3 separate regions of the Mus musculus genome follow, and regions 2 and 3 are each linked to region 1. The links are chromatin contacts, found by Hi-C or POLR2A ChIA-PET in ENCODE. All regions are on one chromosome and are shown on one strand. Each heading gives the region's core, a stretch centred on a gene start or an enhancer-like site at or near the end of the contact. The rest is flanking DNA. Distances are from core to core; before and after follow the strand shown. Region 1 holds the start of Tnfsf8 (tumor necrosis factor (ligand) superfamily, member 8). Region 2 holds the start of Akna (AT-hook transcription factor). Region 3 holds the start of Tmem268 (transmembrane protein 268).

What was found. A loop is a pair of places that touch in the nucleus more often than their neighbours do. ChIA-PET counts read pairs that join two places held with the same protein, here RNA polymerase II (POLR2A).
Region 2: a loop to region 1 is called in a map of T-helper 1 cell, with 3 times the contacts of the local background. The contact joins the promoter of Akna here to the promoter of Tnfsf8 in region 1. A Hi-C loop is called at or near these places in 6 of 37 maps with a recorded cell type or tissue (CH12.LX, T-helper 1 cell, T-helper 17 cell and 3 more).
Region 3: a loop to region 1 is called in a map of v-Abl transformed pro-B cells, with 2.5 times the contacts of the local background. The contact joins the promoter of Tmem268 here to the promoter of Tnfsf8 in region 1. A Hi-C loop is called at or near these places in 1 of 37 maps with a recorded cell type or tissue (v-Abl transformed pro-B cells). POLR2A ChIA-PET finds 5 or more read pairs at or near these places in 1 of 5 experiments (embryonic stem cell).

Annotation. Positions count from the first base shown.
Region 1 is chr4:63,858,697-63,863,624 of GRCm38, forward strand. Tnfsf8 (tumor necrosis factor (ligand) superfamily, member 8) reads right to left here and starts at 2,588. Exons shown (of 4, transcript NM_009403.3): 1 at 2,154-2,588. The coding sequence starts at 2,363.
Region 2 is chr4:63,400,644-63,405,571 of GRCm38, forward strand. It overlaps Akna (AT-hook transcription factor), which reads right to left and starts at 2,802. Exons shown (of 22, transcript NM_001045514.3): 1 at 2,576-2,802. Gm52742 (a long non-coding RNA gene) reads left to right here. Exons shown (of 3, transcript XR_003955424.1): 3 at 528-1,483.
Region 3 is chr4:63,556,847-63,561,774 of GRCm38, forward strand. It overlaps Tmem268 (transmembrane protein 268), which reads left to right and starts at 1,917. Exons shown (of 10, transcript NM_001356354.1): 1 at 1,917-2,111; 2 at 4,066-4,149.

The DNA of each region.
Region 1 (4,928 bases), core at 1,338-3,837:
TGTGTTCATTGCCCATTCCATATTTAATACTAGAATGCGAGTCTGAGCTCTTTGGATCTTTTCATTGGGTTCTTTGACAGATTCCTACTGAGTCTCTCCAGTTGCTAAGTTCACCTGTTTGTAACAGTCCCCATCTGCCTTCCTATGGGATGTACTCTTAATAACCCAGGCCCAGGGGACTCATTTTTCCCCAGTTCTTGCCACAGTTAATGCCTGATAATGTACTAGAAACGATATGCGAAAAGCGTTAGATTCTTAATAGCATAGCCATTAAAATGGAAAGCCCTAGCTTGTGAGCAAGTATCTGACACGTAAAAAAAAATCACAGCATACTAGAGCTTACACACAGACTGTGCACCGTTCTATACCCAGGCACGGAGGTAAGTCAGATCAACAGACACAAGAGGAAAAATCTCTGAGAGAAGAATGAGAATGTTTCTGCCACCATCAGGGCAAGCAAAGGGAACAGCATTCTCACAGAGCAACCAAGAGCCACTAAGCAGCCCCTACTGTACCACTTGCTCAGGGTGCTTGACTGTAAGCCCTGTCCCCTGTCTGTGCTTCATTTTGTGCCTCTGCAGAAACAGGGCAGAAGCCTGTGCAGATTTCACAGGAGGAATCATTTCAACAGTGGATGGGAGCTGCTTCTGCACAGTGCCACCATCAGCCTTCCCCACCTTGGCTTCTTCCCCACACCCAGCAGTTCTGCCTGTGTCCTCTGAATGACAAATGTCTTCAGGCTACTCTAATCTCTCTTGCCTGGCCATTACTGCAAAACAATATACATCTGGTGTATGGAAAATCAGAGTGACAGAAAGTAGAGAATGTGGAGAGAAGAGAAAGTGCCCAGAGGTTTGTCTGCGAGTCCTTCTTGGCCTGATGCAAACGATCCATGAACTGATGTGTCCCATCAGCTCTGCAGGCCAAGTGTGAATAACTCCCTTCTTACACTGCCAAGGAGGAAGGAGCTTTAAAGCTTTATTTCAATATCCATACTTGCTGATACTTGTAAGGCCCTAGCTTTCAGCAACTAGTATGCTGCAGAGTCTGTGGTCCAAGGCAACTTGGAAGAATTATAAATTAGGTGAGTTCACACTTGGGCAGGGTGTTGCACCAGTGGTATTCATACAGTATCCAAATCACCATGCCTGGATCTCACCCCAAGCCTGTGAGTCATGTGAGCTGACCACGCAGTCCTTTCCAGACAGTGTGTAAGAGTTCTCTCTCAAGGATACTTTTCTAAGCTACGGTTTGACTTTCTCCCCCTACCCCCATTTCAAACAAACGAAATTTCCCAAGATGGTGTGGCCCTGCACATTATGTGTGCATCTCAGAGGGTACAGGTGACAAAAACACTGCTACTTTTCAACACCCTGAACTCTTCAAAGCCAGTGGCTTGTGAGGAAGCTTTCGATTTCTTTTGTGGGTTTTAACATTGAAATAGCAGAGCTCTGGGAAGACTTGGCCTCTCTCTCTCTCTCTCTCTCTCTCTCTCTCTCTCTCTCTCTCTCTCTCCCTCTCCCTCTCTCTCTCCCTCTCTCTCTCTCTCTCTCTCTCTCTCTCTCTCTCTCAAATATCACAGTCTTTAAAAAGTAGCTCCTCACTAAAAACAAGCAAGCAAGCAAGAAAACAACCACAACAAACAAACAAACAATAGCAACAACAGACTCTCGGCAAAAGAGAGGCCTCAGAAGTCCTGGGAGCACGGATTGAGGACATAACCTTAGAATTAGGATGAGCGCCTTACAGAGGTGATACCCACATGCGCACTCGCCATCAGGGCTCCCTATGCTTCCTCCCTCCATACTGTGAGGCTGTGACCCATCTGGGCTTCAATCTTAACTTCTCAAGGTCAGCAGCTCTTCTGTTGGCTCCAGTACATCTGGAAATTTTTGAGCTCATGTCCAGTTCTATTTCTTTTAAAAAATTCCCACTGAGTGCAGAAAGTTCATTTCTAGTTTTTCCCCTTTTCTCTGATATAATCTCTCTCTATATATGCATAGTTTTACTTATTTTCACTTTTTAAATTTTTTTTTTTTTTTTTTTTTTTTTTTGCTCCTAGTTAAACTATTCATTAGCTTCCCAGAGCTGTTCCTCTAGAGGACACACATTATAAATGAGGAAAGAAAAGCAGAAAAAAGATGTTTACTCACCTTTTTCTGGACTACCAGTACCAGAATGATCGCCACTGCCACAACAAGGCACACCAGTGCGGTGGTGCTGAGGTAGAAGTAGCTGCGACTTGTGCTTCTCCAGGGCCTCGTGCTTCTCCAGGGGCTGGCTACCGAGCCGGGCTGCACCTGCATGGCTGGGTCAGGGGAAGGAGCCCCACAGCTGCCTGCTTGTTGCAGCCCTGGCTCCATGCTTTATATAGTCTGTCCCACATCACACCTTATCTCTCCTCATCTGATTCGGTTCTGTACCCAGCTCTGTTCCAAGAAGGATTTTCCCCTGCATCCTGGATCATGTGACTTGGAAAAAAGCCTTCACCAGTTGCCGGATGGAGAAACTCTTCTCTGGGGGCGTGAGGCGAAGGGTGGCTGCAAGGGTGGGGGAGAGGTTCATTTTTCATCGCCTGGGATTAATCTGAGTGCAGAGAAATTGTAGCGAGATAGACGATGGTTGATGTCAGCGGGTGGTAGGAAGGAGACAGTTCCGCGTGAGTGTACACCAACCACTTCTGTTTCCTTTAGGCTCAGCCACAGAACGCCTTGCCGCGGGGACCCTGCACACTGCATGATCCATGCTGGTGGCCCAGGAAGCTTCCAGATTAGTCTCTTTGCTGGGTCCCTGGAGATGGCAGTCCTTTGTCAGCAGCACAATGACTGTTGGGGTTGTCCAACAATTACAGCATGCTCTAAACTGGAAACATACCCATTTCTGGGAAAGAAGAGCCCACTGTTTGGGCATTTACCTACCTGGAGACAAGGTTGTGGCAGTAGGATATTTGAGGATAGTTTCAAAGACATGGTGAGAGAAGAGGAATTTGGAAATAATTTGCTGTTGAACCAAAGCTCCTCTATCTCTTGCAGGGTGCTCTCCAGGGCTGTTAAATTTGCCGATGAAACTGGCTTGCCCTAAAGTTCATACTAGGGGAAGAAATTAGTGAGGGGGTCAGGAAGGGGAGGCTCAGTGCTGTGGAACGAGTGTGTGAAGTGTCTGTGGGTTGTATGGGGGTGCAAATAGTGTTCCAGGTGTTTGTGATGAGTTTGTGGACAGAGGTTACTAGAATTGAACATTCTGGCTCAGGTACAGTCTTGGGAACTTGGCTTAGAGGCTGACTTCACACTCGTCACCAGCCTCAGAGGCAAGTAGTATTTCTTCTTCACAGCATAGAGAACTGAGACCCAGCATAAAAGCATTCTTAATCAAATCTACCAGTGTTAATCTAATGGTAAAACTTGGTGGTATATGCAAACCAGCCTGGCTCCAAAAGCCTGCCGGACCCTTTCCTTACAGGCTGAAAACCTCAGGTTGCATCTTAGCCTTTCCTCTTCTCAGCATTGCTCCTTGAATAAGTCAACGCAGCCCCTGCTTTCACCCCAGTCTGCTTTGCAGTCATGGGGAAGATCAAACAGGATGATGTAAGAGGGCTTCCTGAATGGGAATGGACTTGGCAGCTGTTGTTGAACAATTCCTGTTAAACAGCCCAAGTTGCCCTCTGGGCCATGTCTGGAATTTCATATAATAAATAGATTTCTGGGACACAGAGCTGGATCGTATCTGTTGCTATGAATGACCTTTCTTTCAGAATATTCTCTAAAAGCTTCAGAGCTGCCTCCAGATGTGGCCTTCTGAAACCTCACTTGCTATTTCCCTTGAGGTAGACAGCACCTTCTCTTTTGACTATACACTACCTCTGCAGGTCACAGGACATGTCAGAAGCCCCAAAGAAATGCCGGATCCAAAGCCCAGCTCAGATTATTTAGCTTTCTGGATCTGTGTAGATCTCTCTTTGAGCATTCTGCAAGGCAGCTTAGACTTAGGAGATGGTCTAGAGGCCCTTTTTGGTGAGTTTATAAAATGAAAAACCACAGAGGAGGGATAGGTAGTGAGGAATGAACTGGTGAGTATCTTCTTCGAGGGCAGTGTCTCCATCTGGTTGTCAAGGAAACTGAGCCTGGGGTTTGGAAGACAGATTTGTCCTTAGCCACTTGTCCTGCTGGTTTAGATAGGGCAAGGCAAGTTAGTGTTTTGGGGGGGTACACTTGTTTGATTTGGGGAGAAAGCCTTGTCCTTTGGTAGGTACGGACAGGGAGTGGGTGGCAATCTGCCCAGAGCTGCTGAGAACCGGCTGCTCCCTTGGCCCTCTCTGTTTAGCCCCTTTGATCGAAGTGGAAAACTTCTGATTGCTGAATGGAAGCTGTGGGTGTTGAAAAATAAAAAGGCTTCGTTTAAAGTTCAGGTCTTCCTGAAGGCCCATGGGGCTGAGGAGGCAGTGGAAAAAAATGTTTGTCTTATACTTACAGTTTTGCATATTGTACATTGTCCTAGGAGGGAGGGCTGACAAGGGGGAAAATCACCCTTTGTTCTTAGAACCTTCTGAACAGTTGAGATTTTCAGATCAGTCACTAACAGTTTGTGGGCCCAACTTCACTTCTTTTGTGGTTGCATCCTCTGCTAGTGAAATTTCAGAGGCACCCTATTCCCTACTCCTGTTGTCTTCACCTCCTCTATGCTTTTCATGTGTTGCAAGATCTGGTCCAGGCAACCTAGCAGTCAACTCCCTGTGATAACAGGCTCTTTTCAATTTCTACCTAAGCCACACAAGGTGCATGTGGCAGGATCCTACAGGTTCCTTGCTGAGTTATTTTCAAATCCTTCTTGGAGGTAAAACTGCACAGGAAATGTTAAAAAAAAAAAAAAAAAAAGCAGAACTTGGCCGGAGCAGAGGAAGGTCAGGTAGAAAGGCTGAGCCTAGCTGATTG
Region 2 (4,928 bases), core at 1,552-4,051, 460 kb before region 1:
AAAGCTGCGTGCAAGCATGTGTAACTCCAGCACGCTCCTGCAAGGAGATGGACACCAGACAGGATGTTGTCAGCCAACCTAGCATACACAAGCCGTGAGGGAGGGAGGGGCTGCCTAAAACAAGTTGGCAACTGAGACTCACACTCCAGGTTGTCTTCTGGCCTCTGGTGTGTGCAGTGGCACCCATGTACTGCCCCGATCCCCACAAAATACTGTAAATCTAAGTTCAAGGCCCCTCGTTCCCGTACAGGACCTGCACCCCTACTTCAAATCCATGGTGATGGGGGATCCCGACCTTGTGTGCACTCGGTTGATGTCTGTGGGATCCTGGCTCAGAGGCCCCAGGTCAAGTCTTCAGACTCTTCCTTTAAGCAAGGACCTCAACAGAGCCTCTCCAGCTTCAGCCCAGTGCGGAGGCGAGGGCAGGTAGAGGGGGGTGCAACCACACCTCCTGACATCTCTGCTGAGGCAGGGCTGCAGCATGTGGTTTTCTGACTTTTGAAATGTCATTTTTTTCTTTCCCCTAGCCCACCGCAGAGCAGCCTGCACCATCGCAGAGGCCCCTACGTGCAGAAAGAGGAACGGCCAGTTTGCTGCAATGACTCAGCCACAAAAATCTCACCGTTCTCCGGAGAGCCCACACATCCCTGGCAGCAACAGTCAGTGGTTACAGTTTTGCACCCATTTCTCAAGTGCCTCGACTTGTGAGCTTTACCTGAGAAAGACCTTACTCTTCTGTGCAAGTCACAGCCCTCAGTGTCATGGAGCCTGGAACTGGCCAAGTCAGGTAGTCAATCAACAAACACACATCAGTGTCAAATAGGTACCAACCTCAGGCAGAGATGAAGTTGCAATAGAGCAGCAGGCTGAGCACCAGGCAAGCAGATCCCAGCCAGCCCTGTATGTTCCAGCCACTCGAGGCATGTGGCTGGCTGACTGCTCCTCTCTGTAAAGGGGAATGGTGGTCACCTAGGCCTGTTCCTGCTGCACCCATCCCTCTGTCTGGTGAGCACCCTGACCCTCAGAGACGCACCAAATGAACTTGGAGGTTCTCAGCCCCTAGGATACAGAAACACACATGCTTGCCAAGATCCCACCCTCCGTGGAGGACGCAATCCAGAAAAACCACTGAAGAAGGAAGTTTGGTGACAGCTTTAACAGACCAAGCACATCTAGGGGAGAAAGAGGAAGGGGAATCGGGACAGAGGAACAGCACAGACAAAAACACAGAGGTCTGAAAATACAAGCTGAACTTCAAGGATGGCTCAGGGCCTGGCCCCTGAGTGCCACAGGCAGGCAGGGAAGTCTGGACAGCCGTCAGGGTAGCAGTGGAAGCTGGGGATTCGAATTATGATGTCCTGACCCAGGAGGGCCAGCCCCTCTATAACTAGGTCCTGCTAATGGTTGGGCCATTGAGCTAAAGGTCCCCACCTGCCCCCAGAGAAACTGCACCCCACCCTCCCCAAAAAAACACCAAACACTGCTTTCTCTATGTCCTTGCTTCTTATCACCTAACACCTGTACAGAACTGATCTCCATGTTGTCACACCCTCCAGGGATTCTATTTAGCAACTAGCTAGGCAATGCCCTGTTCCCCACACACTGCTTCATACAGCTCTCTCTCTCTCGAGCGCGCGCGTGCGTGCGTGCATGTGTGTGTGTGTGTGTGTGTGTGTGTGTGTGTGTGTGTGTGTGTGTGCGTGCGTGTGCGTGTGTGTCCAGGATGATCCTCCCCCACTGAAGCTTCAACCTTCAGCAGCCCTGGCATTCAGAATCTCCATGCTACCCAGCTAGAGAGAGCCAGGACATCCCCACCTTAACCTCATCCCGATGAGGAAACAGAGGCACCCACCTAATGAGAACAACCAGGAAGTTTAGAACACTGTGACTATTAAACCAAGGCCAGGAGATGTATAGGAGGCAGGAGGATGGCAGGGGAAAGACCTCCTTACCAAGCTGCTGGACCCTTTTGAAGGGCTGGGCTGTGGGGCTCCAAAGCAAGTTTGGATCCGTGGCAGGGCATAGACCTGTTCACAGGAGTGGCCTTTGGCCTGCGGCAAGTGGAGATACCCATGACGGATGTCCCCGGACTGTCCCTTGGCTCACCCAAAGAGCCTGGGAGGAACTAACAAGGGGCCAGGCTATTACTGACTCTCATCTTGTCCTACTGTAGCTCTAAGCTGGCTTCCTGGCCCCCACTTTGTCCCTGCCCTTATTTGGGTAGGAGGGTGTCATCTCCTGGCCTGTTCCTCACTTCCGAACATCTCGAGACCCTCAGTAACCCAAGCACTAACTGGCCTTGAGATGAGCCCACCCCGGGGGACAGAGAGGGACCAACACGGGTCCAAGTTCACCAAGGGAACCAAATTGGATCTGGAACTGGAAACTAGCATCTTGGGGTCCACTCTTTCGTGGGGGCCGGACTCCCAGAACTGGACAGGAGTGGCAGCAGCTGCGTAGCTGTGATTTCCTGGCTGGGCTGGGCTGCCTGCCAGGGTTGTCCAGAGTCTATGACTGGCCCATCCAGAGGGAAGGCGGCCTTCCCTCTGGCCCTCCTCCTGGCTCAGCTCCTTACCTCACTAGTACTACACCACCATCCTGCCGGCCTGGGCTCAGGGGAGCTGCCCACAAGGTCTTTGTTTCAAACCTGGGGAGCCCCCTGCCTCCACAGCAGCCTGGAACGCCTCCAGACTGCTCTGCCAGCCAGAACGGCCTCAGCTCACAGACAAGCATCCCTCCCCACTTCTCCCCGCCCCTGCAGCTGAGGCCTTGCCTTGCCTCCTCCTCCTTGCAGGAAGCGCCCAGCCTGATTTCCTACAAGTGTTTGTGAAAAGGAGGGGGGGTTACTCTGCGGAGCTGGCGCCAAGAGCTTAACCCTTTGCTGGGCAAGTGTGGGGCTGCATTGATGGGAAGAGAACTTCTGAGGCCTTGAGTTTGAGACCACCTCAGTTGCAACCACAACCGTGCTTGTACGAGCAGGAAGTCCAGAGAAGGCTTGGCTAAAGTCACATTGCATGCCGGTCCCAGGAAGAGGAGCCTGCAGTTCCTCCACTCCCACCCCAAAATTGGTCTCTTCCATCACCGAAGACTTTATCAAAGCCTCTCCCACTGTGTAGGTCTCATTGCCCATCCTCACAGGAGGGAAAGGGGAACCTCAGCCTTGGCGCTTGCTCCTGTCTGTCCAGCTTTAACTTCGTCTACTAACACAAGTCTCATCATCTCAGGGCAGACTTAGGGATTTCTGCCCTTCCACTTACTGTCCATGCCTAGAGATAAGATGAGCCTGCACTGGAATTGTCTAGGTAAGAAGGAAGAACTAGAGGATCAGGTGAACATCTCCTCTTGTAGCTTCTCCCTCAGAGGCCCCAGAGATGAAGGAACAGAATTATCTTCATGGCCAACCTGTGGCTCCTCAGGTCCCTTCACCTCTGTGAGAGGTGTAGCCATCTGAAGAAGCAGGGTGGGACACAGACACATCACACCTGGCCCTTCACTCTATAGTGAAGTGTGTAAGATGTCAGGTGTGCCTGAGGCAGAGTATGAGACAGGCTGGTGACCAACGTCTCCTGCTGCTTTGGTATCTCTGAGGCTGAGGACTCGCAGATCCTAGGGAAACACCCGAGGTTTCAGGTCTCAGATGCTGGACCTGCCCTGGCTGAAGACAGGGGCCTGAGAGTAACAAGCTGAGTGGGGGTGAGGCAGGACTATCAGGAAGGTCTGGGTGGGGAGGCCACAGTCACACAAGCGGCCGGAAGGACAGAGAGGCAGAAGCAAGCCGCAAGCATGACTGATGAGAATGTTCTAGAAAGGCAGCTGCAGAGACCTGAGAGAAGCAGGAGGCCCTTGAAGACAACAGGATATGATGTGAGAGGACTCAGGGGCCGGGGCAGGAGGTACAGAATCTGACCTTCAGGATCCAGGCTGACGGGGCAGGCAGGAGGAGGCAGGAGCCAGGTAGAAGGAAGATGCTGCAGGAGCCCTAAGTCCGCTCCTGGCTCTCTACTCTGCCCCTGCTGACCCAGAGAGTCAGGAAACAGAAGAGACATGAGGTCAACCCTCTGCCATCCAGAAAGCCCTGGGGGGGGAGGGGGGACCTCAAGGGAGCAGCCAGGCTGGGGACCACCCAAGAGTGATGGAGAGAATCTTAGAGTCCATAGGCCAGGGAGTTCAATGCCAGCATGCCAGCCTCACCTCCTGCTGGCACTGTGACCTCAGTGGCTAGAGCCATGGTTTTCCTTTCTGTGGAACAGGGCTAACCAGAGTGGCCACTGCCCTGGAGAGGCTGCTGTCAATTCCATGACAGACGGCCTGCCCAGTGTGCAGTAAGGGACCTTAGGACCTATGTCATCACCATAGTTTCTGCCCCCGGGTCTCCTTAGGTGGGAGAGTCTGGTCTCCTCCAAGGGCTTGTGACTGATGGGTGAATGGAATGAATGAATGCTCTTGAGGGCCAGCTGCCAGGATCTGGCTAAGTCTGAGCTAGCACCAAGCACTTTCAACCGAGTAACCTCTCAACTCCTATCTCCCAGGCCCTGCCTTGTACACACATCTGGGGGCTGGGGCTCCCTTTGCAGTCCCCCGGCGACTATGGAACAGAGCCAAATCTTATCAAGACCCTGTCTACTGCTCTGGCGACCATGTGGCCCATTGTGTGGGTGGCAGGCTCCCCTGACATCCTGTCACTCACCCGCTCACCCTCCCTGATCATTAACCCATCAACACCAGGTGGCTGCCGCAGCTGGCACACCCTCAGCCTTGTTGAAAGACAGCAGCCAGTATTTACTGTCCTTCACCCCGACACTGGGCCTTTTCCTCCCCCAGCCCCCTTATCCTTCCCCTTGCCCACATGGTATTCCTTTCTGGAATACTATCCCTCAAGTTTACCCATCCAAAGCTACAGACAAACTGAGCCTGGGCACAGTAGCTTT
Region 3 (4,928 bases), core at 667-3,166, 300 kb before region 1:
GCCGGTCAGGTGATGAGAATGGGTTTGGCACTGATCTTCCAGATGGACAGGGAAGACCTGAGGCAAACACTGGGACCTGGAAGTGAAAGAATGGAGGGCAGGAGGAAGTGAGAGGTGCTCTATTTATGGAGCTTGGGGTTTGGAGAGAGGGCAGTGACTCATCCGGTGTAGGCTGCAGGTAGTGCACATCGAAATCCTCACAAATGCCCGAGACTCCCATCAAGCAGTCACTACTAAAGTCAGCTCTGCAGTCTGTTTCCCTGGTTGTAATGTCCTTGAATTCCGGCCCCCACCCCCGCCCCTATCCCAGGATTTCAGGTATGCAAACACTTGTGTTGCTGCAAGGGTGCACTTGCTAGTCAGAACACTAAGTACTCAACGTTTCGCCCTTGCAGCCTCTCACATCAGCAGGAGTCCCTGACTTTCCTGAATGAGTGGGCAGAGCTGTCCAAGCACACAGGCAGCTACATAGTGCACCAGTACAGCTCTGTCCGCCGCTTCCCAAGTTCCGTTTGTGTACCTGTAGGAGGCTGGTGTGTCGACCTAAAACTGCTGGCCCGTGGAGAGTGAAGACAGGCTGGTGGGAAGGCAGTAGGGCATCTCTGACATTGAGGAGGGTTGCTTCACAGGCAGGGTTGGGGGTGGGGCGGGGCTAGGCCACAGCTTGTTGCTGTTTCCTTTTCAATAGCCGGGTCAGCATTTAGAAGTCTCAGCACCCTTGGGTCTTTTGTTCCCAGGCCTCTACATTACTGTTTAGCAAGTTGATCAAACTACATGGGAGGCTCCCACGAACTGTTTTCTACTGCCCAGGGCAAGGCTGGCACAGAGCAGGTACTCAGTGCTGATTTGCTCACAGATAAGTTCATTTTCAGTAGCCTGCCACCTTGATCCTCACTTGTCCCCGTGGGCACCTCCATGGGATATGCTAATTTGGGTTTTCAATTCATTCTCGCTGCCTGGAAACATCCTGCAGGCACATGTAAGTCCTGTGGTCTGGAAGTCCTCAAGAGTTGTTAAAAGGAAGAAATGTGTTTGTGTCTCTCTGTGTGTACAAGACCACTTGTAGAGACAAGGGCAGTGGCATGTACTGCCCTAGTCCTTCCTGTAAGCAAGGGTGGGAACCACCTGTGCATTCATCGATCCCCTGAAAAAGAAACCAGGCTGTTGGTGCAGCAACCAAGTGCCCACCGTCTTTGTTGAAAGACAATGTTTGGTGGCTAATAGGATATAAACACGTACTCCAAAGAAAAGTACATGTAGTTAGCCAGGTCTGCTGTTGTCAGAACAACCCACCAAGGTGAACCCAAGACTAGTGATTTACCTGGAAAAAGAAGCAGGCCATCACAGATCCTTTTAAATCTCAAGGAGCGGGGTGTGCAAGTGTGTGTTTGAACACCTCACACATTATTTCGTAAAGATCTCACACAATTTCACAGCACTGTCTCAACTAAAGATTTTTAAAGAAAACGCAGATACAAAGTGGAGACTACACCGACGCTTTCAATACTGAACACCGTTTTTCATTAAAAACAAGCCTGGAAGAAACTTCTGGTCCCGAGTGTGCCTCATGCATCGGATCCCATGACTTTGTCACTCGGGACAGGCCTCCCCGCCCCGCTCCTTCACTGCAGGGACGAGCTCAGATCTCATGCACGTGGCGGGCGCAGGGCCCCTACCGGCGCCCTGGGGGAGCGTGGCTGATGAAACGCTCCGGGCTCGGCCCGAGAGACGCTCCTGCCGTAGGGCGACTCGGCGGAGACCGGCTGGGGCGACGCGCCCCAAAAAGGGCGCGCGGGGACGGCGGGGGCGGCGGCGCCGGGACGCCGCGGCGTACAAGGGGCATGGAACCTCTGACCCTGAGCGGCCCGGGCGGCAGCGCGGCGGTGAGTGTGCGCGAGCCGTGCGCGTGCCCGCGCGTCCGCGCTCCCGCGCTCGGGGGTTGGGGCCGCGGGGCCTGCGTGCGCGTCCCTCCGCTCAGGCTCGGGTGACCTCTTCCCGCCCCACGCGTCAGGCGTGGGATCTGCAGGGCAGGGCGGGTGATTTCTGGGGTAAAGGAACCCCAAGGCCAGAGGGCAGAGATCGGGGAGCCTGCTGCCCAAGCCCGAGGCCAGGTACGGTGGGAGACGCCGGGCCGGGCCGCGCCGAGCCGGCTTTCTGTTTTGGCTCCCTCCGGGTTTGCTCCCTGACCTTGGATAGTCGGCTTTCTCTTCCGGGGCTTAATGTTCTCATCATTGAAATGGGGCGTTTGAACTCCTTGTCCAGCCAGGTTTTTCTGCCCTAAACTTTTGGGGGACTGCTGCTTCTCTGATGTGTTGGACTTGCATTGTAATTAATGAAGCTGAGTTAGAAGAAGGAAATCCATTTTTTTTTTTTCTTTCTTTCCTTTCAGGATATGTTAGGCGCTCAGATGTTGGTGAGGCTGGCAGGCACTGTGCAGAGATGAGACCTCTTGGGGGCTTGAGTCTGCACAGCCCGCAACTGGAAAATCTGGTTGCAATGTGGGTTCCCAGAGGAACTCGGTCGGCAGTCACTTGCTCCCTCTGTGCTTTGCTTACCATGGTGTGGGGCTCCCTTACTTGTGTGCTGAAGATTGGAGCAGAGCTGAGGAGGTGGTAAATGGTTAGCATTTGCCATTGGGGTCCTGCCTGACCCCTCATGGCCCTGTAGCCTCGGTACTTGGATGAGAATGTACACGGGGAGCCCTGGACCCATCCTGACCTCTGAGTCGAGTCCATTCAGTTCTGTGTGGCTCCTTTCAGTCTCCTCCTTGGCGAAGCAGCCCATTTAGGCAGCCCAGGGAGTCTGTCGTCCTCCACCTTTGCTGCCTAGTTTCCTCCTCCTCATCTCTCTGGCAGTTCTGAGTGTGTTTTCCCCAGTGGATGGTGATCCCTGCAGGGGAGGGCTGAGCAAACGCTCCATGTTCCACTCCTGGTTTTACAGTCCAGGGGCTGGCCCTAGAAGGTTCTCAGGGAATGTTTGTGGCATAGGTTGATGACAGCTACCTTCTCTCAGTAATCAACCTTTTCCCAAGTGTGGATCTCATGGACGTGGAACCCATAGGGCAATCCTAAGTGTCTGTCCTTGTCTCCTTTCCAGGAAATGGAGGCAGAGAGAAGTCTTGTTACCTTGCTCAAGGCTACCCAGGTGGGAAGTGGTTGGGCTGGGCAGGTTACTTTTAGCCAACACACACAAACTTGGGTGTGTGACTGGAGTCTGCTGATTGGGTCTCTGTGGGCAGCTGAGGGGGCTGATGTGGGTGCTGTGATTTCTGCCCCCGACACAATGCTTCATTGTGGCATTTTGCAACCAGTGGATCCTTCTGTGCAGCCCCGGGCTTGAGCAACTCCAGTCTGTGTCAGCTCCTCCCAGCCTTTTCAACACTCCAGTGTTGGGAGGCTTCACCGAGAGGGCCTGAGTCCTCGGCCAGGAGTACAGATGTCAGGGTTGGGTCTGCCTTGTGGCCTACCTAGCAGTTGCTCAGAGGCAGCAGAGGGGCGCAACCTTGTGGCCATTGTGCCTCTTGGGTCTATAGAAAGAGCAGGCGCACTAAGATAGGCTGGTAAGTACTCCTTTGTTTGAGACCGCTGTTGTGAGTTGGACTGAGCATGAGCCGCAAGGAGACTCAGGCTGACTGGACTTGGTTTCTATATCACTGCCTAGGAATTGTGGTTTCTTCTGACCCACTCGAAGATGATTCCATGAATTAGCTGGAAAGGAAGCCAGCCCAAGCGTGGGTGCTGAGGGCTGAGACCCTGGAGTCACTAAAATCCTTCTCCCGACTCTTTGGCTGATAGCCACTCAGCTTTGGAGAGAGTATGTCTTGACCACGGAACAGGAAACCCATGTTGAGGAGAGAACGGAATCTGGGCTGTGGGCAGAGTAAGGGGAACACTGCCATTGTAGACGCTCCTGCCTCTTCATCTGGCTTTTTATAGGGGCACCTTGGGGTAGAACTTGGGGAACCAGGCTTGGGCAGCAAGTGCTTTTTACCCTCGGATCCATCCCCCTGACCGCAGATCCTTCTGTTCTCAACAGGAGTCCCCTCCCCCCATTTTCATTTTGCAGAGCATCCCAGCCTTGTGCAGCTGTGCCTGTTGAAATCTGGAGAGAAACAGTGAAGAAGCCAGAAGGTTCAGTTCCTCCCTGAAGGTCAGCGGGCAGTGGGGCTTGGGGGCCAGTTTGGATTCAAGTAGGTGTGTGTCATCTGTATGCTTCCTGCCTTCCCCAGTGTCAACCTCCCTTGGTAGCACATGAATGATCTAGAGGATTTTTCTCAGGACTGGTGTGCTCTTCGTGGCATTTAATAGGACATGATCTTTCTTGGGACACGTGTCACAGGTGGTAGCAGATTGGTGACTCAGGAGGTCAGCAAAGGAGCCCCCATAAGGAGCATTCCCACTTTGACTGATGATAATGGCTAAAGGTGGATGCTGGCAGCACTGGCCACGCCTCCGGGACCCTGCAGAGCTAACTGCAAAGCCAGGGCTTGCTCTCCTTCTCAGTAGAGCGTTTAACTGCCAAGGTTTCCCTGCTGGAAACCTCTGACCACCTGGAAGCCCCAGCGAGCAAACCCTTGCTTCAGTGAAAGCGGCTGTCTGTAACTGCTTTCTCCTGTGACCAGGAGAAACTATCTTTCTTTTTAGGAGGCGGGGTTTACCTGGTAGCTTACACCTGTCTGCAGCTCACTGTGTATCATAGGCTGGCATTAAATGTTTGATCCAGTTGCCCTGCCTCGTGCACTCCTCAGAGCTGGGACTCTCAGCATATGTCATGAGGCTGGACTGAGAGTGTTTTGTTTTGTCTTTGAGACAGGGTCTCACTGTGTAGCCCTGGCTTGCCTGGAGCTCACTATGTTGACCAGGCTGGTGATAGATCTGCCTCTGCCTCTAGAGTGCTGGCCTTGAAGGATTTAAAGAGCTAATACACAT